Regions from separate parts of the Homo sapiens genome. Here regions 1 and 3 are each linked to region 2. A link is an interaction called in ENCODE POLR2A ChIA-PET data of the cell type or tissue named here. Cell type or tissue: HepG2. All regions are shown on one strand. Links, peaks and the distances in the headings refer to the core of each region. The heading gives the core; the rest is flanking DNA. Region 1 overlaps LOC107986772 (a long non-coding RNA gene). Region 2 overlaps LOC107986772 (a long non-coding RNA gene). Region 3 overlaps LOC105375170 (a long non-coding RNA gene).

Region 1 (11,277 bases), core at 1,441-9,440, 55 kb after region 2:
TATTATTTTATACAGTCAGAAAGTTTCTCTATGTCCATGAATTGTTTTTTATAGTTAGAAATATATATATTTCAGAAGTCAATTTTAAAATCCTATTTTTTTTGTCTTACATGTTACTGAAGATAAAATCTCCCAATAGGCTAATTGGACAAAAATTCCGGTTGTGGCCACCTCTTACTGTGTGAGAGGTTATGGCATTAAGAATGTTCAGGCCCTGGCCGGACGCGGTGGCTCACGCCTGAAATCTCAGCACTTTGGGAGGCTGAGGCGGGCAGATCATGAGGTCAAGAGATCGAGATCATCCTGGCCAACATGGTGAAACCCTGTCTCTACTAAAAATACAAAAATTAGGTGGGCGTGGTGGCACGTGCCTGTAGTCCCAGCTACTCTGGAGGCTGAGGCAGGAAAATTGCTTGAACCTGGGAGGCAGAGGTTGCAGTGAGCCAAGATTGTGCCACTACACACCAGCCTGGCGACAGAACGAGACTCCGTCTCAACAACAATAACAACAAAAAACAAGAATATTCAGGTCTCACCTGTGCCTTTCCTTCCTGGTCTTCTAGACAAATAATAATAACAATGTGGTTTGGCAGAAATGCATTTAGTTGTCATATACTTTCTGCCTAGAATTCTTCTTTTCTTTTGGAAATATCATCGTCTTTCTTTGGGAACCCCTCTTAACTCCCTCAACCACATGTGTCCAGCAACAGTTGGCAGTTTTTACCTGATTAGGCTTCCTTGGCCAGGATTCCCAGTAAGGACAATAGAAAAGCCCACCCTTCACTGAGCTTGTAATTAGGTTGATATTAAGTTGACACACACACACACACACACACACACACACGCACACGCACACATCAAGAACATTATTTTTCAAATTAGAAATAAGAATATTTTGAAAATGATTTAGGAATATACTTTTGTGTATGTTTGCACTGTAAATAGCACAAGATGCCAAACTCTGAGAATCGTATTTAGTGAGATTAAAAATTTAACATTTCTGTTTGAAATTTTGTTTAATTGTTTGGGTTTCTTTGAAAAGAAATTTTTCCATTAAAGATTCCAGAGATGCCAAGATGAAAAATATTGCTTTAACCACATTGGAGTAATACCAACAAGAATAAAAACAACAAAAAAGCTATGGGAATTATGTTACATATTTGCTTTTCTTTTTCATCAAAGCAAATATATTTTGTATTATACTGTGACCTCATCCTGGGACAACCTCTGAGAACTCATTGATTCCTATTCGACAGTTTATTATTTGCTTTCATGTTGCCTGTAATATAAATGCACCCAGCATAAAAAGTTTTTAGGTACCCATTTAATATGATGGGTATAAACATTTTACTGACCAGAACTACTGATATTTTCACCCATAAGAAGTCTCCTTTTCAGTCTGAAAAGTTTTCACTGAAGTATTTTGATATGTTCTAAATTAGCATTTTTTACAATAGCATTGATTAAAATAACAACATGAAAACACCATGAATATCCAACAGTAGGAGACTGGTTTAAAAGTAGAGGAAAGGTCAAGTAGAGTTGGAATGTTTCTTTTGAGAAAAGGGCAAAACCTAGAAATGTTGGTAGGATCCGATTAGTTGTGGTAGAGGGCGAGTTCAAATGCATGATGATCGAAACCTAGGGTCTGATGTCTTGTCCAACACGGAGAGATTGGAGGGTAAGTAAATAGACATACCAGCCAAGCTGGAATAGATATTCCCACCTGCAAAGTCCTGAATGATACTTTTGGAACTGTATGGTGGACCAAATTATAAGAAGCCATAAATGACATGATGATGATAGCAGTGCTGAAGCAAAAGAAATCTGGTGGCTCAGTGAAAAATAAACTGAACTGGGGAGAAAGCTATTTATATAATGCAACCTGAGGGGTGACAGAAACAATGACAGAAACTCATGACCAATCAGTTATTGCAATCGTTAACAATTACTAATATTTATTTATTTAGTACTTAGTATGGGAACAATCCTTGGTGTTTCAGAGAAAAAGTATCATTTCATTTCATTCTCATAATAACCATGAGGAAACTCTTATTACCCCTGTTTATGCAGGGAAGAAAAGAGAGGTTCAAAGAATTTAAGCAGCTTGTCCAAAGTACCCAGGTGGTAAGCAGTGGAGTCAGCATTTTACACTAGACTTTATAGCGCCACCATGCTGTGCTGCTTAACGGGGTTTGACGTCTTGACTCCTTCCTTATCCTGTGTCTCTGACCCACCCTTACCACTTTTGTCCTTCTCAACTCTCCTCTAACCAGGCTGCCCTCTTTGCTGTTCCTAAACAAGCCCCTTCCCACCCCAGCCTTCATTGCTCTTCTTCTTCCTGAGTCCCAATTCCTGAGTGAGCCAGCTGGCTTTTCCCTCACTTTCTTTGAGAACTTGCTCAAGCACCTTGTCAGTGAGGAATCCTGTGCCCTTCCTTTGTAAGTCAGTTTCCCAACTGTCCTAATATCTTTATCATTCTCTATTTTTCACCATAGAATGTATCTAACATGACGAACTATGTATTTACTCAATACTTGTTGACTGTCTTCCACGTCCCCCATTAGAATATAATATCCTCGAGGGTAGGAGATTGCCTGATATTGTCTGTTTTTTTCACCCCTTTACTTATTTCAACAGCAGGCACAAAGTGGACATTTAGAAAATATTCGTTGAATAGATGAATGAAGGGAACACACAAAACATTGTTAGAAATTTGGTTTAAGGACTTGTCCCTAAGCCAGCAAACCTATATCCTTTGCTAGACAGTCAGTCAGCCCATGATGGTGTAGATCGTATCTCTTCAGCTTTATATTCTCAATGTCTAGCACAGTGCAAAATAGAATTATGTACTCTATTAAAACTCGTGTCTCAAGCATGGTAGGTATCCACGCTAGACATGGATGGAAACTTTGCCTCCACCCACCTCAGATGGTGGCCCACTTGGAGTTTTCATTTTTCTGCCTGCTCACTCCTTTCTATTTGATGGCCAAAACTTGGATCTATGGGCTCCTGAGTCACTCATTTATTTACTGAATGCATCTCTACTTCTCTCCTTTCTCAGGGCTGTTTTTGTCTGCACCGTTTATTTGACATTTCTTATTTACTATTTTATCTTTAATTTTGTGTGCATTCATATCTTTTCTGTCCAACTTGATGTTTTAGTGATTTGTATCTCTCTGATATTACTTTGTATCATTTATAGAAGGATGTGCCTGAATTAGTAAATGAATGAATGAATTTGATGGTGAAAAACATTTTATGACAGGGAGTGAGAAAGAAGATAAAACAACCATGCCTAATGATTAGGTAGACAGAGTTAGCCACCTGAAGATTTAATTAACTTAAATAGAACTTACTTAATAGACTACTTACTGCAATCCCCCAAATACCTCTGGAACAGAGGCAGAGGTGAAATTTATAGCATCCTCTGAAAGCAGAATGTGAACGAGAAAACTCTCATAAGATTTTTTTTCTAAGTTTGAGTTAGTTCGTTCCTTTTTTAATTTGACTAGTTTTCATTGAGAAAGAAATTTTAAACAAAAAAAAACCCCTCAAATATAAAAATCACACAGAATATTTTAAGTACATTACTTATTAATGTGTGTTTTAGGCAGTGTTCCCTTTTTATGTTTATGAAATTTTATGCTTGCTTTTCTGTTTCAGTATACATAATACTAAGGGGTAGGAACGCTATTTGCAATGACTGGTTGCCTGAAGCAATGCTAACCTCATTTCTGTATATTCTATAGAAGGGAATGACTGTGGATGTTAAGAAGCTCAGAAAAGGAGGGTTCTTGGAGAAATGAGGTATGTGGCTGGGTGCGGTGGCTTATGCCTGTAATCCCAACACTTTGGGAGGCCAAGGCAGGTGGATCACAAGGTCAGGAGTTCAAGACTAGCCCGGCCAATATGGTGAAACCCCGTCTCTACAAAAAATGTACAAAAAAACAAAAAACAACTAGTTGGACATGGTGACATGTGCCTGTAGTCCCAGCTACTAGGAAGGCTGAGGCAGGAGAAGCGCTTGAACCCAGGAGGTAGAGGTTGCAGTGAGCCAAGATTGAGCCACTACACTCCAGCCTGGGCAATAGAGGGATACTCCGTCTAAAAAAAAAAAAAAAAAAAAAAAAATGAAGTATGTACTTTTGCTGAAAAAAAAAATGCAGTCAGAGTCCAATTTGGGGATATGCTAAAAGCACATAATTGGGGAAGCTTGTGCTAGTGCTCATGAAGTATAATTCTTTTGAGAAATGACACAGTGCCTCTTAAAAACTATCGAGCTCTTACCAAAAAAATGCTCAATAAATCACAAACAGAATGCATGTGACAAACTAAATGAATACAAGCAGTTCCAAAGATGTATGATTCAGAAGGTTGACCCAGTTGCTAATGGTCTGATTAGCTGGAACAATTTCTATCTAGAGTGTGCCAGAAACAATCTGAAAGTGATCAGAATAGGCATTTAAAGTCAAAACCAAAGCGTTTGCCATACATTCAAAAACTACTTTCTGACTTGTATAAATTAATTTCACTGTCTCCTGATAGGTTTTGGCTCACCATGTCAAATTCTGGCAACTTAGGGTTATTATCTATTTTATTTGCCTCTAGAGAGAAAAGCTCTCACCCAGATACAGACATCTGTTTGCTCTTAGCACTATTGTTTCTTTCTGGGCTTGCCAACTTTGTCACTTTAAATGTGGCATTTAAAATATTCTTTCAATATGACAGCCTAAGTATAGCTTGTGATAAAAAGCAATCCTCTAAGCAAAGTTGGGCAAAAACAATTTTTGAGAACAAGAAAGCAGGTCAATATGAAATGAATATGTTATACTCAGAAATGGGATCTGTGAGTTCTTGTAGTCTCATTTAACAAATGTCTTTTTGATAGGCTTAATTATAAATCAATAAAAGTGTTAAAGAGGAAATCCCTGATGCTTAAAAAAATTATTTGTTGATTTAATGTAATTTGTCGTTAAAATAATTGCCTCTAAAGATAGTATATCAAGCACACTAATGAATTAAAAATGAACTTAGCAGTTAAACAAATTTTCATGTAAAACATTAAATCTATTTTGAAAATTCACACATTGCTAGATTCAATTTAAAAATTAACCTCAAGCCAGTTTAGAGATGTATGTACTGTAATTTATGTATTATAAAAGTTATAATGTATATTTGCAACAATTCATTTGGGACTATAAATAACCATAATGGCACCAAGAAAAAAGGTGACATCTGAAATTTATTTATCTAAATGATACAGATTTCTAACAATGTAAGATCATTTAGGTTGTCTCCAAAGACAGAAGTAATACGCAACTATATTGGATTGGATGTGCTAAAGACAGCTGAGAACTAAATATCTGCCATTAAGTCCCCAGAGCTCATATCAGAAATGGCATGTTGTCCTCATAGAGATGTGGACTCAACGGTTTGGTAAATATTTTTATGTACATGTAGACTCAGAGGGGACATTTGGCAGTCATGCTGGCAGCTTATTTTCAAATAGTCCAAAGAGTAAAGGAATGTTTATTTTGAAATTACTTTTCGGTTTAAGTACTTTAAAGCCTAGTGTTACCCAATCAGAAGTATGTGTGTGTGTTGAATTTAAAGCAATACATTAAACCTTCTTTTCTTTCTAGAGTAACAGAACTAACAAACATTAAAGGTGTCTTTTGCTGCCACTTTAAGGCTGTTTAATTAAAATTAGAAAGACAATTAATGGGGAAATAAACCAGCATTCACAGAGAGAGTGCAGGCCTGCCAAAGTGAAAAGGTTTTATTTAATAAGGAAATAGGGAAACACCTAAAATCGGTTGTTTATTTCCATTGTTCCTGGAAAAGAATTAAGATTTGGGATTCCAAATACCATCAGAAATGACTGCCTTTGGGGTATTGTTGCATAAGGAAAAGGCTTAAATATCTAAAAATTAAATCCCATTGTCAGATGCATAACAATAAACAATGAGAAGGTTAAAAATGACTATGCTTTTTCAAAGAGCTGAATCTCTGCCATGGCCAATAAATTAGATTACTCATTTCTAAACTACAATTATCTAATGTTGCAGGAACTGACATTTACTTATAAAAGGAATACTTAGTAATGATGACAAAGTAATGATGCTCTCTGGACTAGATTATTGTATGATTTTTATGCTTCCTGATAATAGATATATGATTGTTTTATCATTACTATGTATTTTTGGAGTTCTTTAGTACTTTCATTTAAAAAAAAACTTTCAAGTTCCAACAAAATAAAAAATAGGTCATGGCTTTCTCCGTGCTTTCTTCAGTTTCCAAGAGTGTATGTCTAACATGTGATTTGGTCGGACTGGCCTCCTGTGGACTATCTTTGACTGACTCATATGGTTCATTCCACTTCCCCTTCTTAAGGGTAAGGTTCATATCTTTAAGCAATTAGAAAAAAAAAGCCTACCCTGTTGAAAATAAAACTTACGTTTGAGGTAACACATTAAGACTACACTGCAGTAGATTATAGCCACTTATTCAATCAAAAGCATACAGTATGGCTTTTAACTCCTACTCTGTTTTGAGGCGGGGAGGTGAAGCAACCAGGATATATTAAATAACTATACCAGAGAGAAGAAAATGCTGCAAAAATGAGAGAATAAGACAGAAGGCAAACTTTCTAAACTTCTCAGCTTCGCTGTGAATTGGCTTTGCTTGGATTGTAACTGGGAGGAAAACTGAAAAGGTTAATGGTAGTAGGTTTCTTCCTTGAAGCTGACAAGATTTACACTTTTTAAGAAAAGGATTTATACTTTTAAAGAAAAGCAAAATCTATAAAAAGGGGCCTCATTTCTCAGATGTGGTCTTTGAGATTATCCCTCTACACTTGGCCTGTCTCTATCTTTGTCTCCTAATTTTCTAAACGCAGAAGTCATCCCTATTAAGCCCTCACATGTCTGCTCAGCCCTGGCCTGCATGTCCTGTCTCAGGGTGACAGGTTACTAAGGGCTAGAGAAAATATTGGGAGTATATCCAGTAGTTCAGACACACAGCCTTACAAGCATTCTTTTTGTGGGTTCAGCCCTGGCCCTGTTGACCCTCAAGTGTCCAGCCCTGGATCCTGGTTTTGAGTCCCAGCTCTGTCACAGATTCTTAGCACTGTCCTGGCCCCACCACTTACACGGCTCTGCAGCAGTACCCTGAAAACTGCTGGCTTTTCTCTCTGACACTAGTGCCTTCTCATTTAGACTTGCTTTTATCTCATGTTCCAATCATGACTGGCTTGATAATATGAAACTTACAGATCCTCAGATCATCTCCTTATCCTGGCTCTGCTTTCTGGACACTTGGCTCCATGGTTCCCTCTACTTGGCTTCTCCTTTGTCCATCCATTTTTCAACTTCCACCAGCTTCAGGGGTCTGCCCAGATTCCCGACCTCTATCCCCATCCTGATATCTCCTGGCCAGGACATGTGGGACCACACTGCCATCACCTGGGACCTTTACACCTTGTTTTATCCAAGTAAAATAGAAGTAAATAGGTTTTTTGTTACTGTTGTTGTTGTTGATTATTAAAGTTTCATATTTTATTGACATACTAAGATTGGCTTTAAGTCATTAAATCATAAATCTTTAACAAAGATGATAGAAAATTCAAGTTATAATGATACATCAGGATCAAACGGAATTTGCCCCAAATGGTTCATACATGTTTAATATGTTTTTCACTTAGCTCTAAGCCATCAGTTTCAGTCATGTTTTCTGGTAGGAGAAAAGGAATCAGCTTTATTACATGACAGGCTCACAGAGTCATCAAATAAGTCATCTGATTGGCTCTTACTAGATATATACTGTAAGGTCTGATTAGGAGCACCCTGCCTGCCATCAAGTGGGTGGGGGAGAAGGAAACTGAGCTGACCACTGCATATGTCTCAATAATTTCTTGCTCTTTAGCAAAACTCTATGAGCTTCAGGGGGGTTATGAGGGGGGTGTTCTTAATAATTTCTAGAAGTTAATCCATGATACTAAAGGAATTTGTCAATTATTTTTTGTCAGAAAAAAATTATGGTCTCAAATGGCTCATATATCCCTCTAAAAAATCAGATTGTAGAATGTAGAACCATCTAAATATAAGCATATTAATTCACCCCAATGCTGAGGTGAGTAAAGCTGGAGATTTTCACATCTTCACAGCAAGAGAGCAATTAGTCAAAATTACAATGAATCAAAACTTGGAAAATTTTCCTATCAATTTCCTCATGAAACTGAATGTCTAATAAACCTTTTCTAAAAAACCAGGATAGCATATTTCTATGCTTTTTAAAAAATTGTTGAACATGAATATCAACAAATAGGTTGTAGTAAAATTACTTTAGTTATAAAACTACATTATATTGTGATTTCATTTTTATTCAGCTAAGTTAATACTGATCAATTCTCTAAACTACATTTATTAACAAAGGCTAGAATACAAAATATTAAGTCAAAAATAACATTGATTTGTAGTCCAGCTGATTTGTGTCTGAAGAACACATTTCAAAGTTTGGTCATTTAAAAAGCAGTTCTCTTTAGTACTACTCCTTCATATTTAGGATACAAGAGAATATAGGAAATAATAGAATTGAATACTAAGAATTTTTATATCCAAATTTCTTATTTCTTTCTACAATAAATAAGTTTCACCAATCTTTTCCATCAGAAATATCTTAAACTTTTTTCTTTGGAGGGGAGATTTCTTAATGGGAAAATAAAATCTATTTTATTGAAGAGTTGGCTTTTAACAAACTGGTGAATCTGAAATTGGTACCAGGAAACCCTCACTGTGAAGGTAACCAATACTTACGAAGGACTACTGGATAAAATAATTTGGTGATTGGTACTCCTTATCTTCACCAGGAGAGAAAAAAAGGCAAATATAGGACAAGCAGGATATACTTTTGTCCTACAATGAGTCCATGTAGAATTTGAAATTAGATCTATCCTCCTAACTTTAAATCCCTTGCAAACTTAGTGAGTGTCACCGAGTCTGAAGTGTTTTAAAAAAACTTACCGTATATATTTAGGGTTTAATACATGATGTTTAGATATACATGCAGATAATGAAAAGGTTACCATAGTGAAGCAAATTGACATAGCTATCATCTCGCAGTTACCCTTTTTTGTTTTTGTGACATGATCACCTAAAATTTCCTTTTAGCAAAAATCCTGAGCACAGTACAGTATTTAAGTATAGTCCTCATGTTTTACATTAGGTCTCTAGATGTGTTCATCCTACCTATCTGGTACTTTATAACCTTTGACTTACATTTTCCCACTCACCTCCTAATGCTACAACAAACATGAGTATACAATTTTTCCCTTGAGATCTTATTTTCAAGTCTTTTGGAAATATACACAAATGTGGGCTTGTAGGATCATATTGTAATTATATTTTTAATTTTAAAAGGAATTTCCATATTGCTTTTTATAGAGGCTATGCTATTTTGTATTCCCACCAACAGTATGGAGTCTTAGGTTCTCCATATCCTCACCAACACTTATTTCCTCTTTTGACTTAAAAATAAAAATAAAAAACAATGTAAGGTAATATCTCATTATGGTTTCAATTCTCATTTCTCTAATGATCATAAGGATGCAGAATATTTCTCATATGTTTCCTGGCCATTTGTATATCTTTGTAGAAATATCTAGTCCTGTGTCCATTTTAAAATTAGATTGTTTGTTTTTGTTGTTATTGAGTGGTAGGAGCTCTTGATATATTTTGGGTATTAACCCCATATCAGACACATGGCTCACAAATATTTTCTCATTACATATGCTGTCTTTTTACTGTTGATTGTTTCCTTTGCTGTGTACAATTTTGAAAGTTTAATGTAGTCTATTTTGCTTTTTTTTTTTTTTGTCTGTGCTTTTGGTGTCATATTGAAGAAATCATTGCCAACACCAGTATTATGAAGCTTTCCCCCTATGTTTTCCTTTAGGAGTTTATGGTTTCAAGTCTAATCCATTTTGAGTTAATTTTTGTGTATTGTCTAAGGTAAGGTGCTAACTTTATTATTTCGCTGGTGGATGTTCAGTTTTCCCAACATTATTTGTTGAAGAAACTACCTTTTCCCTATTGTGTAACCTTCACACCTTTGTGACCATATATGTGAGGGTTATCTCTGGGTTCTCTATTTTGCTCTATTGCTCTATATGTCTGTTTTTATGCCAATAACACTGTTTGGATTACCGTAGCTGAGTAATATGTTTTGAAATCAAGATGTGTGAAGTCTCCAGCTCTGCTTTTCTCTTTCAAGATGGTTTTGGCTGTTCAGAGTCCCATGAGATTCCATACAAATTTTAGAATTAAAAAAAAATTAATGCCATTGGAATTTTGATAGGGAATTCATTGAATCTGTAGATCACTGGGTAGTGTGGATGTTTTAATAAGATTAAGACTTTGAATCCATAAACGCAGGGTTTCTTTGCGTTTTTGTATGTCTTCTTTAATTTCTGTCAGCAATGTTTTGTAGTTTTCTGTATACAAGTCTTTCACCTCCTTGGCGAAGTTCCTTTTTTTTTTTTTTGATGCTATTGATACTATTGTAAGTGGAATTGTTTTCTTTCACTTTTCATAATCTACTTTTCAGATTGTTCATTGTTAGTATATAGAAACACAACTGATTTTTTGTGTGCTAATTTTATATACTGTAACTTTGCTAAATCGTTTATTAGTTCTAGCAGTTTTTTGTGGAGTCTTTAGGGTTTTCTACATACAAGAGATTTTTTTGTAATTTTTTTTTTTTTTTAGCTCATCAACTATTGTTAGTGTATTTTATTTGTGGCTCGAGATAATTATTCCAGTGTTTCCCAGGGAAGCCAAAGGACCTGTCAAAGAGACAGATATGTAGTAAATAGTCACAAAATTTTTGAATGCATGCTTGCATGCATGAACAAATGAGTGAATAATCTGATGATGTTTATAAGCATAAAAATTTACTCTTAATATAAGTTTTAAGCACCTCTTTAGCTTGAGATTCTGGAGCTCTCTCCATTTTGCTTTATCACCTAGAAATAGGAAACTACTTTTATGTCCCTAAACATGGTATATTGTTTCATGCCTGTATGAGTGTGCTCCTGCTGCTCCTTCTGCTTAGGATGGTTCTTCTCCACTTGGTACAAATGGCAAGGTTCTATGTATCCATTAGTACACAGCTGGAAGGCCAACTTTCCTGTAAAGCCCTCACTGCAACTCCTCTTCAGAGAGGAAAACATCCCCGACTCTGAGCTATATGCATGCTTTTGACCTTGCGTATGCTTCT
Region 2 (11,277 bases), core at 2,094-10,093:
TAAAATAAAATAAAAAAGAAAATTCTAAGATTATCTAGAGCAATATAGAGTAATTCAGGAAAACATACATGCGTTTACTACAAATGAGAAACGCATAAAGCGTAAGTCATGAAGGGTGTTTTCTACCAAAATTATGATTATTATCTATCAAAATAATAATTTCTAGGAAAATAATGATAAAACAAACGTTAATTATTTCTAGCCCTTTCTAGCAAGACAAGAACCTGCTATAGAAGTAAGGAGGCCAAACATGAAAGAAACCATGTATAGTGCAACAGGTGAAGGCCTGCAGGTATATTAAAAGTAAATGCTTGTTTTACTTTTTTACCCTTCAAGAACAGAGCTATTTTGGGAAACGTGTCTGACATAATAGTATGTGGTGGCAAAGACTGATGAAATAATTTGTGCATGAAAATAATAATAAACAGCATGAGTTAGAAAGTTATGAATGCAGATATATGTCATATATCTGTGTCATATATATAAAACACATGACACACAAAATTTATACAGAGACCCCAATGCATATAGTTTCACAGAATATAATATAGATGGAAAAGAGAGAAGAAGCAAAGAAGAAGGCAGAAGAGATGTGGCAGAACTTTTTTCCAAAAATGGCCACAATATTTCCATCCTATATGTTTTTTGATATGCCTTCCATTGAGAGATGGGGTCCACTCAATATTTTCCCCTTTAATTTATGTCTATAACTATGTAAATAACATGACTGTGTCAAATTCTATTGAAGAGAAATATCCCAAGGAGAAATATGATGTGTCGATGGTTAAAAGAATTCGTCTGATTTTTGAGGGTAGGTAATGAGAAATGAAAGTTTCCATCTCGTTCTCTTTGGATACTCTGCTTTGGGGCTCTGAGCCATGATGTAAGATGTTTGAGGCCGCCATCTGGTAAGCCCAGGCCATATGTAGATTATGTGACCAACAGCTCCAGCTGAGGATCCTGCCAACAGCTAGCATGCATCCAGGTGATTCCCACTCCCAGCCTTTAAGTCCTTCCAGCTGAGGCCTCAGATATCATGGAGCAGAGACAAATGTGGACACATACCTCTCATGAGTAAGTAATGATGTTTATTTAAGAATGAAATAAAAATACTATTTTTCCTTTTAATTTATGTGTATTGTATTTTCATGAGACTACTACTGTAAGTTGTTGAGACATAACTACTTATTAGTTGATTGGACATAATAAACAAAACAATTAGGTATTTCATGGAGCCTAGGGACACAGACAGTGAAAAGAATTACAGAGACACTAAGGGCACCATGAATAAAGAAGGTTTGGGCTCCCTGAATTAACTCATTTAATTTTCATATCAACCGAACAGGTGATTCCATTCTCATTTCCATTTTATAGGAAGTGAGGCATAGAGAGGTTTACACTATCTCACACTGCTAAAGAGTATTATGCAGGGTTTGAACCCAGTCAATCTGACGCCAGAGCCCACACCCCAAACCAGTACAACTACTGCTTCTATGTCTACAGCCATGTAATTAACATAACAGTGTCAAACAAACTCCATTAAAGAGAAATATCCCAAGGAGAAATAATTTCAATCAGAATATTATAAGAAGTATATGTTCAAGCTGGAAAAGGAAGAAATTTTGTGAATCATTGTACAAGGAGAAACCTAAAGCCCTGGTGAGCCTCAAAGACAAACACGTTTAGTCATGGGCAGAGTCAGTATAAGAACCTATTTCTCCCTGCTTCCAATTCTGATATACCTGCCTTCTAACTGAAGAAGTTCTGTCCAGGAGTGGCAATCAAAAAATAGGATATGCAGATACTCATAATGCTATAAAAGGACATAGAAAAATAAACACCTGAATGTGAAGTATAGCGACATGGCAGTTATTCTTGTAGCTGACAAGAATCAATAGATTAAAAATCAGTTGTTTTTCTGCTGAACTCAGGGGTTTTGCAGTGTTTATTCTAGTCACAAAGTAGAGCAACTGCTTTGATTGGACAGTCAAATAATTCTCATTAAAAGTCTCTAATTTGAGTTCTCTGCTTCCACAATCTGTAAAATACTTTCTTCTTTTGTCCTCCCTAGCAGACGATATAATACTCATTTCTTTTCTTGTTACCTGGCTTCCTCACCAGCTAGACGTTTCTAAACGGCTGGGACCATGCCTTTTGCCTCAGTCAGGATCTCTAGTGTCAGTCAAGAACAGTGCCTAGTATGTACTAGGTGCTTAAGAGATGCTTGCTAAGTGAGTCTGTAACAAATGTATGTTGGCAGGAAGCTATATGTGAGCTATCATATAATTTATTTAATCAGCCTAAATACAGACTTACCTCCAATGTCTCTGTACAGAAACACCTGATTTCAACTTTACAGAAGCAAGAAATAAATATCTGTTATGTTAAGTCACAGAGATTGTGAAGTTTATCTGTTATAAAGGCTTCTATTACCTTAGGCTAAAATGACCTCTGTTTTCAACAAAACTTAATCAAGAGTCAGGCCTCATCTTACACATTCAAGCTCACTTGCAACCATTATCCAGATGCAGGTCACACACCAGGTCCAACATGATCCTAAACAAATGGTAGTTTTTCGGTACTTTGTGATTCATTTACTTCATTTATATCAGCCTCACATATTGCTTTATGAAAATGATTCAACAGACTTGCAGTCTGATCTGAAAGTATTTTATGAGACACTAAGCACAAGGAGAAGCACACATGTCTTCTGAGTGCTCTGATAACTCAAGATGATTATTCTCACCTCTTTACCTTTGCTCATAATGTTCATGTTGCTTGGGATATTCATTTTCTTTCTTTTTAACAATACCAAACTGTTTCTTGATTTCCTAGCTTACACTCCACTTTGTTGCACTTTGTCTAAAAGTTTCAGACCCTCCCACCACTTTTTTTTTTTAACTTAAATAGCATGAGAACTCTGGACTATACCATTTGACTCATGACTATTCTGTCTTGCTTCACATCTTATTTGTTTGTCTGGATTCCCCAGCAGGACACTAACGTCCTTTACTGAAGAAACCAGTCATTACAGTATCACGAGGTCTAATTTGGTCCTAAACAAATGATAGTCTTTCAGTATTTTATGATTCTGTTACTTCATTGATACCAGCCTTACATACTTCTTAATGAAAACTGATTCAACAGACTTCAAATCTGATCTGATAGTAGTATTTCATGAGGCTCTAAGTACAAGCAAAAGTTGGTAATACTAAAGAGGAAGGAGGGCTCATTTATTGGAAAACATGTATGTTAGACCATACATTGTAGCAGAGGAAGAAAAGCAGTATGAGTGGGTGGAAGGTTAGCTGTAGTTCATGGTCAAATGTGGAAAGGTCAGTAGTTACAAGGAAATAAAAGAGTCAAAAGACCAGCGCAAAAGGAGCTGAAGCTTGGATTACATTGAGTTAAGCTGTTTGTGTCCCACTGATGCCCATTTGAACACTCATAGGCTTTATTCTTTCTATTTCAGTATTAGAGAATTATATGGTAGTAGCTTCTTATATGGTAGATCTTCCCTTAGGTTCGCTATAATTGCAGTTTTGGCATTAAGGCCAATATTGGCGGTGACACTGATGAATTTGGATTATCCTGAGATTATGAGATATGTATGGGTTTGGGCATATTTGCAGTATGGTAACGTCATCAAAGGATACAGTTTATGTTTCTTAGCAACCTAGAATCGATCAGCATCTTGATGCAATTTTATGTGGCTCTTTAATTGCTGATTTTGTAGTGTTCGAACCTTCTAATGATGTAACAGCTGAAAGAGGATGTGCAAAAAGGCATTGTAAAAAAAAACTTTTTGGCTGCTTTTTGTTGGGCACCAAGGAAACATTTTGGCTGTATCTTTCCATCTAAGTGAAAAGAACTAAAGAAATGTTCTTTCTTCTCCATGCAGTGTAACTAAATTGTCTGGGAAAAAATCAGCATTCACATGTCTTGGACAAGTGAGAAGAGTGCTGTTTACCATCTTGCATCATTAGATATGACACTTTTATCATGCTCTGAAAAGATATAAAATAGGTCATTGGAATAAGGACACAGTATGGAAAATAGATGAAATCAGATAATAAATTGCAAATCTGTTAAGCCACGCTCCATTTTTATCCTTCTCTTTTTTCTTTTTGTCTTCCCCTGTGGCGTGGAAGAGATACTTCCCTTCACGTCCTGCCTTTTGCTTCACCCTAGACAGATGCTCTCCCAGAATCCAAGATAATACATGTTTGTCCACATGGTAGACTGCACTAGCCTTCTCCAATGTAGGATAAATGTGCCCGTATGCTACAAGGAAACAGAATTATTGAATCTGCTCTTGGCAAACTAACACTTTTTTTTTTTTTTTTTTTTTGAGACAGAGTCTCACTCTGTCACTCGGGCTGGAATGTAGTGGTGCGATCTCCGCTTACTGCAAGCTCTGCCTCCCGGGTTCACGCCATTCTCCTGACTCAGACCCCTGAGTAGCTGGGACTACAGGCCACTGCCACCATGCCCGGCTAATTTTTTTGTATTTTTAGTAGAGATGGGGTTTCACCGTGTTAGCCAGGATGGTCTCGATCTCCTGACCTCGTGATCCACCTGCCTTGGCCTCCCAAAGTGCTGAGATTACAGGCGTGAGCCACCGTGCCTGGCCAAACTAATACTTTTTATTGTGTGCCATAGGTCCCATAATGCCATTTGATATTAACCATCTCCAGTAACATCAATAGTTGCAGGAAATCAGTAGAAAGGAAGGACTATTGAGAGAACAATTTGGCCATCTCTTTGCTTCCAGGTATATTTGTATCACACTGCAAAGCAAAAATAGGCTAAATGTTGAAATACCGATGTGGAAAACTATCTTTAAAATGCAAATAAAATTTGGAAGTTTTATTCCATCGTTTGGGCTATTTTCACTTGCTCTGTCCTTGAGGGCAGCACAGCAACATGGTCACCCTTCTTTGAATAAAGACCAAATTGTTTTAATGGATCTTCATCTCATAGAAGAGGTAAAATGGCAGAGATGCTTCTGTGGTTTGAGTATTTGTCCCCTCTAAAACTCATGTTGAAACTTAATCCCAGATGTGGCAGTATTGAGAGGTGAGGCCTTTAAGAGGTGATTGGGTCATGAGGGCTCTGACCTCGTGAATGGACTAATCCACTCATGCATTAATGGTTTAGGAGGTTAACGGATTAAACAGTTATTGTGGGAATGGGACTGGTGCCTTTATAAGAAGAGGAGAGAACTGATCTGGCACCTCAGCCCCCTCGCCGTGTGATGCCCTGCACTGCCTCAGGACTCTGCAGGGAATCCCCACCAGCAAGAAGACCCTCACCAGATGTGGCCCCTTGACCTTGGGATTTCTCAGCCTCCATAACTATAAAAATATTTTCTTGATAAGTTACCCAGTATCAGGTGTTCTGTTACAAGGAACAGAAAACGGGCTGAGAGACATGCCCAGTGAGGATGGTGGCTAGGAAGTGAATGACACAGTTGCTTTCTGCCTGCTGCTTTCTTGAACAGGGAGACACTTGTCTAAGTGATCTGCATTAGAGGAGTGCAGATCACAAACAAAGACGGATTTATGTGAGTAAAGAATTATATATACCCTAAAGCAATGTCATTATGGCAATTATATTTAAGGATTTTGGTAAAGTCTTCAGAGGAGTATAAACTATTAAAAAAAAGGAAACAGCTGTTAGAGGGGTTTATATCTTAAAATAACAAAGGTACTTGCATGTGTGAAGAATGCCAACATCTTAAAAACATCTTCAATATAATTGATATTGATGACTTTTGTTTTCACTTCCCAACCACCTCTAAATAGTTTCAGTACTTCTGAAACTTTATTTTATGTTTTTAAGTGTTTTTTTTTTTATAAGTCTTCCCAGTTTGGTCTACTATATTAAGCTCAATTGTGAAGTTATTAAGCTCTTGGAATGGGCCTAAACTACGAAAATTTGAACAACACCTAGAAGAAATTAATAGTCCCATAAACATTTTGCCTTAAAGTAAAAGATGGTTCCAAGATGTCCAACCTGGGAAGAAAGATGATAAAAGTGACTGAAATAGGATAAATAGAAAAAAAATTAATAGGAGAAAAAATAATTATTTTAGCTTGTGGATAAATATCTGTTATAGGACTTCTACCTGTGAATGTTTAATGGCAGTTGGAAGAATAGATTTGGACACGCAAGAGTTAGGAGTAGAGATGCCAGTTTAATAGGCATCTACATTCTCTTGAAGGTTCGTAATAGGTAAGTTTACTGTGATCTTTCTCTCTCATTCCCTAGCCTCTACTCAGCTTTGCTGAATCAATTTCTTCTCCCGAAATTTTGATATTTTTTCTTTCTAATATGCTACATTATACTTTTGCATGCAGCATGAGGGGTTAGGGTCAGGGAGAGAGAAAATGAAGAGATTTCTGTTTATTTCTGTTACTCAGCTAAGTATCAGAAACACCACAGGGGGTTAAAAAGGATGTCTACGGAGGTGCTTGCCTGAGAAGTCACCAGAGGAATTGTGTGCAAACACAGAAACCCTTTGGTAACATGAGCTGTGTTTCCTTGTTAAATTGACCCTGCTGTCTGACACCCTCTGTTGCTACTGTTACATCACAGCTAGGTCAACATCCAGATTCCTTTACCAACTATGTGAGAATCTACTAAAAGCATTCTCTAATAATACAGTCAGCCCTGGGAAAGACATCTGAGCTTTAATTAAGCAATGTATGTGGGGGAAAATTTCTGGTATCTTGTTTAATAGACAGGTGTAACATATTCCTCTCTCCAAATATGCTTTTAGATGACATGGGGTAGGTTTAGAGAGATTTATAACAAAATGAAACTGATGTGGCAGTAGAATTTGTTAGCCCATTCTTTTATGTTTCTCAGCAGAGATCTTTACGTGGTAAAATGTCAGATTAGGGCTCAGCGTAATGATTTTTGGAACATGATAATGTTATTTCAGAACACTTCATTTAGAAAAATATCTTTGTTCGAATACTTCCTGATATTAATTTAATTTGCTTTGGTGCTCGTGGGTTATAGGAAGTGTAGCTGCACACTTCTTTGCACTTGCCTCACAAAACTTCCAACAGAAACCAACCAACACACATCTCATTAATCTTCTTAACACTAAGCAGAAAAGACCAAATTGAAAATACGGCGATCTTTCCATGAATGCACATCAGGACTGGTTTGTTTATCTCTGAGCAGGCATGTGTGATGAAAACAGTATGTCATTATGTAGCTTCCTAAGTGGAGAGCTGGAACTTTGTGAAGAACAAGGAGCCTGCCGTGAGGTTGGAAGTTTTTACTTCTTTGCGCTATCATTTCTATTGCTTTGACTGTGGTATCTTCCAAGTGTCAGGAGTTACTTCTTCCCTAAAAGAACTCTGGTTGGGCTGGGAATATCGGCTCATGCCCAGCACCTTGGAAGGCTGAGGTGAGAGACTCAGTTGAGGCCAGGAGTTCAAGACCAGCCTGGGCAACATAGTGAGACACCATCTCTATAAAACAAAACAAAACAAAAACAAAAACAAAGATCCCTCAGGCAGTTTGTTGAGAATAAAGCATGTCTTAAGCCACATGCCTTTATTTTTTTACCCTTGCTCTGTCTCGTTAAACTGTTCTCTCAAAAAAATTCATCATCTGAAGTTTAATATTTTTTATGCTTCATTCCACAACTTCTTAGTGAGTTTCTAAAATTAATACAAACAACAAAAACCTATGTCACGAATGGAACACAAGCAAATAAGGCTCAGACATTTAAAAGCCGATGGCAATGTACATCAGGATAAGATTATGTTAAAATAAGGATTGTAGACTCTGTGTGATAGTCTTCGTGCTTGATTTTGTGCTGATTGTAGGATATAAGTATAAAGATAATAATCCAAATTAAAGTGCCCATCTACTGTAACACAAGCTATTATCTCTATATGATATCCAACACACGACAGATATTTGATAACTTATGACAATAAATATCCTAAGTTCTTACAGCCATATGAAGCACCTAGAATTACCAACTATGAAGCTGTTAGCCATTTACACTTGTATATTAAGTTAAATATTTATTAGGATTAGAAGTCAAATAGAGGGCTAGTAGAATATTGGAAAGTGTGTTTTCCCTTTGAGTGTAAAGCTCCATTTGGGATGGAGTGTTGAGTGGTAAAGTCTTTTCAGCATGCTTTCTGAAAGTTTTCTCTTTACTCTCATTTTCACCTGGGTAAAAAGAATGTAGGAATGATTAACAGGGTGGTTAATGTGTAGCAGCTGAGACAAGGTTCTACAGATATAGTGTGTAGTCTGGTAGGAAGAACCATGTCCCCCTCCACCCACTTTGTTCACCTCCCAATCCATGGAAACTATGAATATATTACTTTAGATGGCAAAAGGGACTTTGCAGAGGTGATTAAATTAAGAACCTTGAAGTGAGAGGATTAGACTAGAATATCCAGGTGGGACCAATCTAGTCACCCCAGTCTTTAAAAGCAGAGAAACTTTGCCAGCTATGGCCAATGAGTGCTATGTCGATGGGAAAGTCAGTAGGATGCGACTTGAGCGTGGAAAGGGGCCACGGGCCGAGGAATGCGGGCAGCCTGCAGAAGCTGAAAGCTGGAAAATGCAAGGAATGGAGTATTGGTGAGTTGAAATTGGCTTAATAATTCCCTAATACTAATGTGCACAACAAACTCATGGACTGCTTGTTTAAGATGCATATTTCCAGGCCCCATCCCAGGCATTCTGATTCATTCAATCTAGTGTGAGGCATTAAAATCTGTAATTTAACTCCATTTCAACAAGTGATCAAGATAGGCTTTGAAGTCCATTTTTGTTTGATCTTATTAAAAGTAAGTTGCCATATTTAACATTTAACAGTCTTATTTTCTATTTTTGTATTTCAGAATCAGGGAAAAGTCCTCTCTCCCTCTCACACGCACATGCTCACAGGCACACATGCACTCACACACACACATACACGTTCTCTCACACACACACACAATTACTCTTGACTGCTTTCTGTTAGTTGGCATGATGTCATCTCTCTAGAGAGTCATAAATTTTGGACCTCAATGTTTGAAAACTGAATCGGGAATACATGATTAGAAAGATCAACAATGTCTTCTCCCAGGACATTCCCATATGTATTTGTTTAATCTGTGTTTTCTATGCTGGACTGTAAGCCCATCAGAGTGAATCAAACAGGTACATCAGTCTCATTAGCAGCTTCACCAGCTAATGAATGTCAGACACCATTAACCAAGAAATACTTTCTATTGAGGAAAATGGAAACTACATGAGGGTAGTTTGTTGTAGGGGAGATGCAAGGCAGGGATAGATTGGGGAAATATGACCCAGAAGAAATGAAATCACTACCTTGTAAAGATACCTGCACTCTCATGTTTATTACAGCATTAGCCACAATAATCAAGATATAGAAACAACCTGGGTGTCTATCGCCAAATGAATGGATAAACTGTGGTGTGTATATACATGTATACATACACAATGGAATATTATTCCACCTTTAAAAGGGAGATCCTGTCATTTGCCATAACATGAATGTACCTGGAAAACATATTAAATGAAATAAGCCAGACAGAAAAGAAAAATATTGCGTGATCTTAGTTATACATGGAATAAAAAAGGTCAATGATACAGATAAAGAATAAAACAATGGTTACCAGGGCAAGGTGGGAAGGAGGAAATGGGGAGATATAGGTCAAAGGATACAAGATAGAAGATATGTAGCATGAACAAGCCTAAAAATCTAAGGTATAACATGAGGACTATAGTTAATAATAGTATATGGCATTCATTATTTTTGCTAAATGAGAGATTATAGCTGTTCTTGCCATAGACAAAAAAAAAAGAGTAACTATGTCAGGTGATGGATACGTTAATTTGTTTCACTATAATAACCATTCTACTATATATGTATCTCAATGCTATCTTGCATAATTTAAATATACAAAATACACAAATTTAAATATACAAAATACAAAATTTTTAAAATTTTATTTTAAAAATGAAATGATTGGAAAGATATTTAGGAATTAAAATCAGCAGATTTGCCAATCTAATGAAGGATTACAGAAAACTATTCTCAATCTGTAAACTAGGTTGTTGGATGGAGATGATACCTGCAAACAAGGAAGAAGCACATCAGGTGGAAGGCTAATTTTGTGGATTATGTGTTTGAAAGGCCTGTGGGAGGTGATAAGCAGGGAGTAATTGCAGATGTATTTAAATCTAAAATGCTGCAGTGTGATAGCAAAACAGTGGCCCCCAACGATAACTATGCTGTAATTCTAAGAACTTGTGAATGTTATCTTACATGGCAAAAGGTACTTTGCATATGTCATTAAGGTTAAGAACCTACAGATGGGGAGAGTAGCTGGGATTACCCAGGTAGGCCCAATCTAATCATATGAGTCCTTTAAAGGAAAGAGTTAGCCAGCTGAAGAGAATCAGACATGGCAGCAGCATTGAGAAGGTGGGGCCCTTCTGTTGCTGGCTTTGAAGATGGAGAAAGGCAGCCCCGAGCCAAGAAATGCAGGCAGCCTCTAGAATAGGCTGGAAAAGGCAAGAAAATAGATTTGCTCACAGAGTCTCCACAAGGAACCCAGGCCTGCTGACCACCTTGACTTTTGGCCTGGTGAAACAGATTTTAGACTCCTCACCTTCAAAACTATAATAAAGTCATGCCATTTTAAGCACCAAGTTTATGATAATTTGTTATAGCAGCAATAGAAAACAAATATACCAACATCCTTCCTGCCACCCCCACCAAAAGAAACCGAAATGTATGAGACTTATTGACACAGCTCTCTTGGGCCAGGTTTTCTGGAGCCAAGAAAGGAGGAAACTCTTCTCATTAATTCCCTTTGTGGGACATTTTCTTAATTGTTGGTCTGGGTTTTCACTGACAGAAAGCTGCAGAGTGAACTGTTGGGGAAGTATTCTTTGGTGCACACAGAAAATCAAGACACATTTATATTCAGTCAATGACAGAGTGAAAACCAGACTTCAAGAGAGAAATCCACACTCTCTGAGCCAGTTCCCATTCTCAATATGTAGCAGTTTCAATTTGCCCCATCACTAGTGAAACTCATCTGAGGGCTTCCTGAGAAGTCAGGTGAGCTGCATCTATGAGGAGTCTGACCCCGGCAGATCTGTGAGCATGGACATGTTTAGAAGCAATGTTCTAGGCTGCATAGTTTTTTTTTTTTTTTTTCCTATCTCTCTTCCTTGTTCAACATTACAATCCACTCTCAAGTGTGTATGGAGAAT
Region 3 (11,277 bases), core at 1,865-9,864, 110 kb before region 2:
GTGAATAGCTCTCACTTTATTGGGTTCCATTTATGTATGAAGGAAAGATTTTTCACGTGAATAAGATTTCTAATCTGGGCAAGATCTTAGTGTAAGTGTTTCTAACATAAAGTTTCATCTTTTATAAACTTTCCGCTTGTCAAAAAGTTTGATAGGGTTAAACAAAGGGCAAAGAACATACTGATAATAAAAGAAATGAATACAATTAAATAAATTTTAACAAGTTAAAATTAAACAGAAAAATTAATCGAATCCGATGACAATATGATGGCAGCTTTTCTCAAAATACCAATACATTTATGTCATTCATAGATACAAGGTTTTCTTTTCAGTGTTGTAGTTAGGATATTGCAGTAAATGTAAGGATCTAGTGGTGGATGAGGGAAATTGAGGCAGTAGTTATATATATAGATACACACACACACACACACACACACACACAGAGCTAGAAGTATTCTTTGTTGAAAAACCCATTGTACTTTATTGCACTATTAAGGGAAATGGTCCAAATTTAGTGTGGTCTTGGCCTAGATTTTTGAGATAGTTAATATTGAGATATGTTCATATTTTAGTTTTGATGAATCAATTTAAAACAACTTAGAGATTACATTATTGTCCCAGTTCTTCTGAGAATTGTATCCTCTCTGTTTGTGAATCTGTTACTTAAAAAAAAGAAAACAATGCGTTTAAGAATCAGTACTAATAAGTGGCAGTGGAGTCATGCTGTCTGGCAAAAATAAAAAAGAGCAGCGTTTTTGGAAACGGACTTTTTGTGGCTTGGGCTGTCTTTTAAGTCTCACCGGAAGTTAATTAAAATGAGCTGGGGTTTTTTTTGTTTTCTTTTTAAGTTTATTTTATCATTTTTGAGTTTACTCACTTAGTGGCAGATGCCAGAAAATTCCTCAGTCCATGTTACTAATTGAAAAACAACTCTCAATCTGGGAGGAGAGCTCAGACATTCCAGATATCTCTTTCTAGTTGGATTAAAGGGTTTTCATTCTAAATATCTTATTTGGAAGAAATGTGAGGAATTTCAATGTTCCCAATCTTGAAACCATGAACAAGAGGGTCAGCCATGCCAGGCTTATTTCTCCAAATTCTTTTGGAGCTCAAAAGGTGTGGTCTGGACTAGGATGCCTGTGGGTGATATCCAGGAGTTTCATATATATACATATATATATATGTATATATAAACATGAATATATATGATTTAAAAATATATATATGATTTAAAAATATATATAGATTTAAAAATATATATGATTAAAAAATATATATATAGATTTAAAAAATATATATGATTTAAAAATATATATAGATTTAAAAATATATATGATGTAAAAATATATAGATAGATTTAAAAATATATGTGATTTAAAAATATATGATTTAAAAAATATATATGATTTTAAAATATATGTATATATATACACACACACATTCATAATCTGAGTGTATCCTTATTTTAAAAACATGTATATTACTTCATATCCTGATTCCTTTAGGGAACTTCAGTTTGCTTTGATCAGTATTTCTAAGGGTCTATGCTATGTTTTCTGGCTTGCCAATCACTTAGACTTCTGCCCTTCAAAGATAACATTCCTGGCAGTGATTACTATCTCTGTGTGGGGGTATGTTGCCAGCAGTTATTTCACATTGTGCACCTTGAGTGTTTGTTCTGATGTAGCTGCAGATGATATTTCCAGTTGTCATTTTTGTCTCAAGGTTAGCTAGGCTTTTCTCAAAACAGAACAGCCTCTGTGTTGTAGCAGTGTACCCACAGACTACAAACAGAGAGAATTTCAGATATCTCTAATGCTTTTTTGAAGAGGTTTCTTTCTCCTTTCCTTTTCTTGTTTAGTAGTTCATGTCACATCATAGGGTGCATGTTTGGATAATAAGATTGGTAATACACTGGGAATGCCTCTGAATACTGCCTAATTTAGCAAAGCACTTGTTGTTCCCCCCGCCCCATAAGGCACAGCGAGGCTGTGCAGAGTGAGCCATTGATTTTCTACTCCAACTTCAGTGGCTTAGGCTGGCAGATAAAATAAAGTGAGTGTATGTAGGGGTGGGGTCCCTGGGGAATGTCTTAGGAGCGCCAATAGAAGTCAGATAAGAAGGTAGGGAGGTTTTCAAGGAAGATCATAGTGAAAACATGCTGTTCCAACTTTAAGAACTAAGAGATTTCTAGGGTTTTTATGGTTTTAGGTCTAACGTTTAAATCTTTAATCCATCTTGAATTGATTTTTGTATAAGGTGTAAGGAAGGGATCCAGTTTCAGCTTCCTACATATGGCTAGCCAGTTTTCCCAGCACCATTTATTAAATAGGGAATCCTTTCCCCATTGCTTGTTTTTCTCAGGTTTGTCAAAGATCAGATAGTTGTAGGTATGCGGCGTTATTTCTGAGGGCTCTGTTCTGTTCCATTGATCTATATCTCTGTTTTGGTACCAGTAGCATGCTGTTTTGGTTACTGTAGCCTTGTAGTATAGTTTGAAGTCAGGTAGTGTGATTTCTCCAGCTTTGTTCTTTTGGCCTAGGATTGACTTGGCAATGCGGGCTCTTTTTTGGTTCCATATGAACTTTAAAGTAGTTTTTTCCAATTGTGTGAAGAAAGTCATTGGTAGCTTGATGGGGATGGCATTGAATCTGTAAATTACCTTGGGCAGTATGGCCATTTTCACGATATTGATTCTTCCTACCCATGAGCATGGAATGTTCTTCCATTTGTTTGTATCCTCTTTTATTTCCTTGAGCAGTGGTTTGTAGTTCTCCTTGAAGAGGTCCTTCACATCCCTTGTAAGGTGGATTCCTAGGTATTTTATTCTCTTTGAAGCAATTGTGAATGGGAGTTCACTCATGATTTGGCTCTCTGTTTGTCTGTTGTTGGTGTATAAGAATGCTTGTGATTTTTGTACATTGATTTTGTATCCTGAGACTTTGCAGAAGTTGCTTATCAGCTTAAGGAGATTTTGGGCTGAGACAATGGGGTTTTCTAGATATACAATCATGTCGTCTGCAAACAGGGACAAGTTGACTTCCTCTTTTCCTAATTGAATACCCTTTATTTCCTTCTCCTGCCTAATTGCCCTGGCCGGAACTTCCAACACTATTCAGGACATAGGCATGGGCAAGGACTTCATGTCCAAAACACCAAAAGCAATGGCAACAAAAGACAAAATTGACAAATGGGATCTAATTAAACTAAAGAGCTTCTGCACAGCAAAAGAAACTACCATCAGAGTGAACAGGCAACCTACAAAATGGGAGAAAATTTTCGCAACCTACTCATCTGACAAAGGGCTAATATCCAGAATCTACAATGAACTCAAACAAATTTACAAGAAAAAAAACAAACAACCCCATCAAAAAGTGGGCAAAGGACATGAACAGACACTTCTCAAAAGAAGACATTTATGCAGCCAAAAAACACATGAAAAAATGCTCATCATCACTGGCCATCAGAGAAATGCAAATCAAAACCACTATGAGATACCATCTCACACCAGTTAGAATGGCAATCATTAAAAAGTCAGGAAACAACAGGTGCTGGAGAGGATGTGGAGAAATAGGAACACTTTTACACTGTTGGTGGAACTGTAAACTAGTTCAACCATTGTGGAAGTCAGTATGGTGATTCCTCAGGGATCTAGAACTAGAAATACCATTTGACCCAGCCATCCCATTACTGGGTATATACCCAAATGACTATAAATCATGCTGCTATAAAGACACATGCACACGTATGTTTATTGCGGCATTATTCACAATAGCAAAGACTTGGAACCAACCCAAATGTCCAACAGTGATAGACTGGATTAAGAAAATGTGGCACATATACACCATGGAATACTATGCAGCCATAAAAAATGATGAGTTCGTGTCCTTTGTAGGGACATGGATGAAATTGGAAATCATCATCCTCAGTAAACTATCGCAAGATCAAAAAACCAAACACCGCATATTCTCACTCATAGGTGGGAATTGAAGAATGAGATCACATGGACACAGGAAGAGGAATATCACACTCTGGGGACTGTGGTGGGGTGGGGGGAGGGGGGAGGGATAGCATTGGGAGATATACCTAATGCTAGATGACGAGTTAGTGGGTGCAGCGCACCAGCACGGCACATGTATACATATGTAACTAACCTGCACAATGTGCACATGTACCCTAAAACTTAAAGTATAATAAAAAAAAAAAAAAAAAAAAAAAAAGAATTAAGAGAAAGAATTTCAACCGGGGGTGGTCAAGTCAAATATACTACTTAAGAAAGTTATAAAAATGGTTGTAATGTGGAAACAGATTCCAGAATAAAAATCCTTTTGTGAACACTTGATTTGGATTTCTGAATTTAATCATTTTCAGCTGCAACAACAAATGCTTGAACCACGTAAGAAGCTTTGGCTTCCCATATTTTAACAGATTTTTTTTCTACACATTAGTTTGTTGTTTTTTTTTCTCTCATTTCATGATGTTTCCATTCAGCTGTTGGCATAATAATGGATTACAGTGTGGTGAAGGAAAGAGTTGGGGTTTCAGATTAATACTTGAGTTTTCAATCCCTGCTTTTATAATTACTAACTGTGGGACCTTGGACAAATCACATTAACTCGCCAAGTATCAGTTTGTCTATAAAATAGGATAAAAATACGTAAAACACCTACTACATGTTTTCTGCAACATATAAGATGGGAGAAATTGTTGCTGTTTTATTATCATGATTACTGTTTTGAAAATTAGGCTAAGATAATATAAAAGTAGTATTTAGTGAGATTTGCTAATAGATGAAAGAGAATGAAATAAAATCTAAGGGTCAATATGCAGCAAAGTGTGCTGCTCAAAATAAAATCAGTCTTCTTGTTGAATTTGACATACATATCTCATTATGTGCCATATATTTTCACTCTCAAGCTCATCTGTGTTCTGCATTAAATAATGAATTCCTTTGGAATGTGAGTGAAATTTTCCAGAAGTTATTAATTTAAAAGTTAATATGGAGATCAAGTGCATGCTGTATCCTTTATTATTAGCTTGGAGTTCATCTGAGTTCTGTACTGCCTTTTAGTTTGTGTGTGTGTGTGTGTGTGTGTGTGTGTGTGTGTGTGTGTGTGCCTGCCTACCTGGCGATAATAGGGAGGAAATTGGTCATTTTGCATAAACTTATACTAAGATGTTAATTAAGCGTAATATATAGCTTTAACACAGGTCTAAAAATGTCTTTTTATAAAAGTTCTTCACCAGCTGAAGAAGTAGAGTTTTATTTCTTATTCTGGGTATACATCCAAAATAATTGAAATTAGGATCTTGAAGAGCTCACTGCATTCCCTTATTTGTTACAGCATTATTCACAATAGCAAGATGTGGGAACAACTCAAGTGTTAATCAACAGATGAGTGGATAAAGAAAATGTGCTATACATGTACAGTGTGATATTATTCAGCTTTACAAAGGAAGGAAATCCTGCCATTTATGGACAATGTGGATGAACCTGGAGGACATTATGCTAAGCAAAATAAGCCAGTACCAAAGGTCAAGTACTGCATGATTCCACTTGTATGAGAGATCTTTATAGTCAACATCATAGAAGTAGTGAGTGCAATAGGGCTTGCCAGGGGCTGCAATGTTATTCATCAGGTATGCTAGATGAATATGTTCTAGAGATCTGCTGTACAACGTTGTACCTATAGTAAACAATACAGTATGGTGTATTTCAACATTTGTTAAGAGAGTAGGTCTCAATTTAAGTGTTCTTACGACAAAAATAAACAAAAAACACAAAAACGAGACACAAAGAAACTATGGGGGCTGGGTGCAGTGGCTCACACCTGTAAGCCCAGCACTTTGGGAGGATGAAGCGGATAGATTACCTTAGGTCAGGAGTTCGGGACCAACCTGGCCAAATCTGTCTCTATTAAAAATACAAAAAAATTAGCCGGGCACGGTGGCATGCACCTGTAGTCCCAGGTACTCAGGAGGCTGAGGCAGGAGAATAGCTTCAACTAGGAGTTGGAGGCTGCAGTGAGCTGAGATCACGCCACTGCACTCCAGCCTGGGTGACAGTGAGACTCTGTCTCAAAACAAACAAACAAACAAACAAAAACAAAAAAGAAACTATGGAAATTGCTGGATCTGTCTACTACGTTAATAGTGGTAATTGTAACAAGAATGTTTGCATATGTTTAAACTTATCAAATTGTATACTTTAAATATGTGTACTTCTTCATAATATCAGTTATGCTTCAATAAAGCTGTTAAGAAGTTTTAATTTATTTAAATTTGTGTTAACCTGTCACTTTGTGAGGGTCATCTACTTTTTATACAAAGTCACTGCAACCTACATACTTAATTCTTTTGTACTGTTTTGAAATAAGCATACACTTGCAGACACATGTTTCTACAACATTCTTTGCTTTCCCAATAGGCAAGTTCAAACTCAGAAGGCGAAAGTCCAGCGGAAAGTACCGGAACTGAGGGAAAACTATTTGCCTAACCACCCACACCACTGAATGCTTTCTTGGAATCTGCTGTGTGTTTAAGATGATATCCTACCCACACACATGTAACCTTTACCTTTTTGCAAACCAAATCTGATTCTACAAGGAAAGCACAAAAATAAAAATATTTTTCTCTCAAATTATATCAGATTTGTTTCTGCTCAAATTATCTCAGACTAGTTTTAAAAATTGTAAACTCTCCCATATCAAGCATCTAACTATCCACTGAATTTGGCTATGCAACTTCAGTTTTTAGAGAAGGTGGTAAAGTCTCTATTTTTAAGGGGGAAAAATTAAGGGTTACTAAGAAATATAGAAATAAAACTGGATTTTTTTTTTTTGCTTTGTTTTACAGTGTTTCTGGAACTTTCTTTCTTTTCATTCCTCAGTAGCTTTCCGGACTCTATCCTGAACTGAATCTTCTTTTGTGAAAGTTACCTTTGACCTGTGACTTGACTAAGCATGGGCTTTTTACAGTACGTGGTGCTTGATCAGTCTATGAATTCAACCCAATTAACATTTTCTCTGTAGAAATTGCTGCCATTGGCTCCCATGACATCATGCTTGTGTCCCTCTTTTAGTCTTTCTGACAACTTTTACCCAGTCTTATTACTCCCTCTTTTTACTTCACGTATTGTTTAATTATTGCTTCTTCCATGGGGTTCCATTCCAAACTCTCTTCTTTTTCGTTTCTACATACTTTCCCTGGAAAAATTCACTAAGCCATGAATAAAAGTATCAAATGGACATTCATGAATCCAGGCTTTCAGTCTCCAGCCCCATCTACCTGCCTGCCCTGACAATACAAACACTTGAATGATTATTACATAAATAAATATATTTCTAACTTCTGCCACTGTTTTCCAAAACCACAGAAGCCATCTTTATTTTGGTTGGCCATTTTATCCTTGGCAATAAGCACAGTCCCTGGCACATGGAAGGCTCTCAAAAAATCATCTTAGGTGTTGAAGGAGTGACCTCTTTTTGGCATCTCCTGATGCCCTCTAACTTTAATCTGTCACTATATCTTTTTGCTTCTATCAACTCACATATATTTCAAATCTGCTTTTTCACCATCATCCCCAATGACATTCTTTGGAGGAGACAGTATCTCCTGCCTACCATCAGCCTTGACTCCATCCACCAAACTATCAGTGTTCTTACTTTTTAGACACAAGTATGGTAGATGTACTCTCCTGTTCTTGAATATTTAATGGATTCCAAATTCTTCTAGTAACAAATCTAAATGCCTTAGCCCATTCTTCAGGGTTCTCAAACCCTAACCTGACTCTAACCTCTCTTTCCAATCCCATCTTTTCAATATATTCATCCTGTAATTCAGTAACTGCAGATGTCTCAAGTGCCCTGAACACTCCGTATTCTTTTTTTCCTATGTTGGTTTCCTCTGCTCTTTTGAACTTCTTTGTCATCTGTGTCTTGAACTCTAACACCTATGTGCATCTTATACTTTTAACTTATAAAATCCTATTTTTTGACAGATTGTTACCCAGTAGTCCTTGGGTGCAACTGATGAATGATGAATAGGGTCATAACATGAATGTAAACTCACTTTCTCTGACTTTAGACTCCGTCGTCTTTTGTGCTAAGGGGACCGTGGTTCCAGTTCCCAGCATATACTCACACTTTGCTCTTAGTCATTTTTCATTGCCATCCCTCTCTGCTGACTGCATTCAGGTCACCTTTTCTGTATCACTGTCTTGACTCTGCTCAAACCATGATCATAAAGAGATTTGTGGTAAATATCCTTTTATCACATGCATTGATCTTATTAGTGAGTCAGAAACCAGGGTGACCTCATTTTCTTGTTTTTCTACTGTACCTTTAGTTATAGAGTGCATTTCTTGATTCATTTTTAGTATATCTCTCCACTCTTGAAAAAATTGTCACAGGTCTTTGAGAGGCTGAGTTGGAAGACAGCTTACATAGGTAGCTATCTTTCACATAAAAAATCAAGTCTTTTCATTTCTCCTAGCCAAGCTCCTTGGTCTGGGTTTGTCACTCTGAGAGTCCTACTTGAGGATTAAGGCTGTGGGAGCCAGCTGTGAGTTCCATCTCCAAACATCGTTTTCCCATGGGTCTCACTGAATCCTCAGCCCAAAAAGCATTTCTAGTAGGCTTCTTAGATAACTACCTTATTAAAATGATTCACAAACTTAAGCCAAGAAGTATAAAGCCTATATAGAAAAGGTATCTCAAAATTAATATACTACTAGGAAGGCTGAAGTGGGAGGACCACTTGAGGCCAGGAGTTCAAGGCTGCAGTACGTTATGATCATGCATGTGAATAGCCACTGCACTCCAGGCTGGACAACGTAGCAAGATCTTGTTGCTAACATAATAATAATAATAACAACTTATAAGTGACCCAAGAATGATTAGCTGCTGTAGTTTTAAAAATGAATTATATGTATTCTCTGACATTGTTTGATAAAAAAGTATTAATGGTCCCACAGCATCCTACAATGATAGATGATTCGTGAGGAGTTTATGTCAGATTAATTAACTAGACAATTTATAAATGTGGCTACTAGCAAGGCAGATTCTGGATATCTTGAAGGACCAGGGGAAGAAAAAGAGATTTTCCCATATTCAGTGAGGTCATTTCTGCAATTAGTGGTTTGGAGTGGGTCCCCTTAGCAGAGTTTAGCTGGATGGAATTTGAACTCACTCTAATATAATATGATGGGGTAAAATGTTTTGATCATCTGCCATTTATTGACATACTAATCTATTATCTATTTAGGCTTTCTTCAATTCATTTCTAAGTAGCAAAAAGGAAAACATCTGTAGGTTCATGGTGATTATAATACTGAAAGAAAACCTTTTGCTCAGAAGTAGAGCTTTCCTTTAGGCTGAACCCCAAGAAAAATGTTTTATTTGCATCTTTATTATAAAGAAAAAAAGGCATAATATATTGGATAACTATAGTGTACATATAAGGTGCACAGTCTACAACTTTCCTCTAAGAAGTATAAATGTAGTAATAGTCATATGGCTGTGTTTATCGTGTTTTTAAGGTAATCATGCAATTCAATTGAGTAAAACTCTATAAACAGCAGAAATACAGTCTATGTGTGTGGTTCTGATGAATTAGCAAGAAGACTTAAGATTTCTCAAATTCATAAAAGAGGTAAGATTGTCAAAGATGTTTAGGGAATGTGTTTACATAAATGTTACATTGAAAACATAGGCTCTTTGAGGATTAAATGCTTCTATAAGCGAATTTAGCAAAAGAATACCCTTAATTGCATAAAGATTACTGGGGACAATAAAAATACATACACATGTCATGCTATTATGAAATCACAGGTGATCTGTGGATAATTTACACTTGGTTAAACCCCAATAGATTTTTTTCTCTGTATCATGTTGATTCATTATTTATATTAGATTGGTTATCTATATTAATGAAGTTAAACAAAGGGGCCAAATTTGTCTTTGCAAGACATTTTTACATTCTAACTAACCTTCAAGATCCAACTCAGGTACCATCACTTCCTAAATTTTCTTTCCCCTCTTTGTTTATATGTATAGTCTATTTTGCACAGCATACCTAACTATAATTTTATGCTCCAATTGTTTGAATCACGTGCACAGTTCTAGTGTAGTTGAAAATTATCCTAATATAATACAGTTCAATAATATGAGACTTTTAACATATGCCTTACATAAAGATGGAGTTTAAAGCCAAGACTCATGTACTCTATCTGGAAATCTAGGCAGCACAAATTCACTCAAGACTGAATGAGCGTTACAGAATCAGGTCAAGGTGGTAGAGTTTTGGAGACATTGAATGTTGTTGTTTCAGCACTGCTCAAAAAAGCACTGCATGAAAATATATCTGTAACTCCGTACAAAATCATGTCCATTGAAACTTTTCACTGTTGCAGGGATATAGGTTTTATCTAACATTATTCTATTATTGCTTTTTACTACAGTGCATAAACAGAGTATAACTCTGCTTGAATTTTGAATTTTCTACTAGTATATATTTCATATGATTTATTAGTTATTCAAAATATTCTGCTATATTTTAATTGTGAATCTTGATACTTCTCAATTTCCATAGTCCAGATTCAATACACACAATATTCCAATGGGTCATCACTGCTTCCATTAAGATTCTCCATCTCTGTCCTGGAATTTACCCTATCATTGAAATCATGGTTATGTGTAATGAACAAGCTAACTGCTCTAGCGTGGAAACACAAAACCTTATTTGTGATAATGAGATTTGACTTGTCTTCTTCCTCTCACTTTTAATAATATCATAATGTTGATGCATCTGAATGTAATTGGCATAAACAGTCTTAAGAAATGCTTTACTGCACCAGAAAACATAGATTAGAATTTAAATTATTATTGTTTTTCCAGACATTGACTTTTGGGGCCAGGCCAAATGGATTTCTGGTTCTTGGATTGTGCTAATCAATATAACTGTAGCTGTATGTTTTCAAGATTAATTTTATGACCATATTTTCTTATCTCAATAGCAAGAACATTTTTCATTCTCTTGTCTATTGGAATGAGCAAATTATTTTTGTAGAACATTAGAGGGTAAAAACTATAAGAAGGCAAGTGAAAAAATTCCCTTTCCCCTACTTTATCTTTTGCCCTTCCTTTATTCCTTTTCTTGTAGAAGAAGCAGGGGAAAGAGGAAAATCCCATTTTCCCTGCTTCTCCTATGTGTAGATAGTAGGAAATTAAGTAAAAAATAAATGTTTTACTTGAGCTCTTATTGATTATTTATATTAGA

The links. Peaks named below come from ENCODE experiments on the same cell type or tissue, not always from the same donor. Only the 100,000 strongest peaks of a DNase experiment are listed, where the experiment ranks them.
Region 1: POLR2A ChIA-PET joins it to region 2 with 10 read pairs; 6 of 35 experiments call an interaction of 5 or more read pairs at or near these places.
Region 3: POLR2A ChIA-PET joins it to region 2 with 10 read pairs; 2 of 35 experiments call an interaction of 5 or more read pairs at or near these places.

The regions. Positions count from the first base shown.
Region 1 is chr7:17,179,499-17,190,775 of GRCh38, forward strand. All of the region lies in intron 1 of LOC107986772 (a long non-coding RNA gene), which reads left to right. All of the region lies in intron 6 of LOC101927609 (a long non-coding RNA gene), which reads right to left. Among named protein-coding and RNA genes, the nearest start is that of AHR, 110 kb to the right of the region's middle. RefSeq lists an enhancer at 6,424-6,493. In HepG2, for the core only: a CTCF peak has its summit at 7,444; a DNase peak (open chromatin) is centred at 5,483.
Region 2 is chr7:17,123,917-17,135,193 of GRCh38, forward strand. All of the region lies in intron 1 of LOC107986772 (a long non-coding RNA gene), which reads left to right. LOC101927609 (a long non-coding RNA gene) reads right to left here. Exons shown (of 12, transcript XR_007060234.1): 12 at 10,996-11,277. Among named protein-coding and RNA genes, the nearest start is that of AHR, 170 kb to the right of the region's middle. In HepG2, for the core only: no CTCF peak of the experiment used is centred there; DNase peaks (open chromatin) are centred at 2,975, 6,575 and 8,235; H3K4me3 peaks cover 697 bases.
Region 3 is chr7:17,014,923-17,026,199 of GRCh38, forward strand. LOC105375170 (a long non-coding RNA gene) reads left to right here. Exons shown (of 3, transcript XR_927067.3): 2 at 5,346-5,535; 3 at 6,428-6,640. All of the region lies in intron 2 of LOC124901595 (a long non-coding RNA gene), which reads right to left. Among named protein-coding and RNA genes, the nearest start is that of AGR3, 140 kb to the left of the region's middle. RefSeq lists silencers at 1,503-1,797, 1,523-1,817. In HepG2, for the core only: no CTCF peak of the experiment used is centred there; DNase peaks (open chromatin) are centred at 5,559 and 6,459.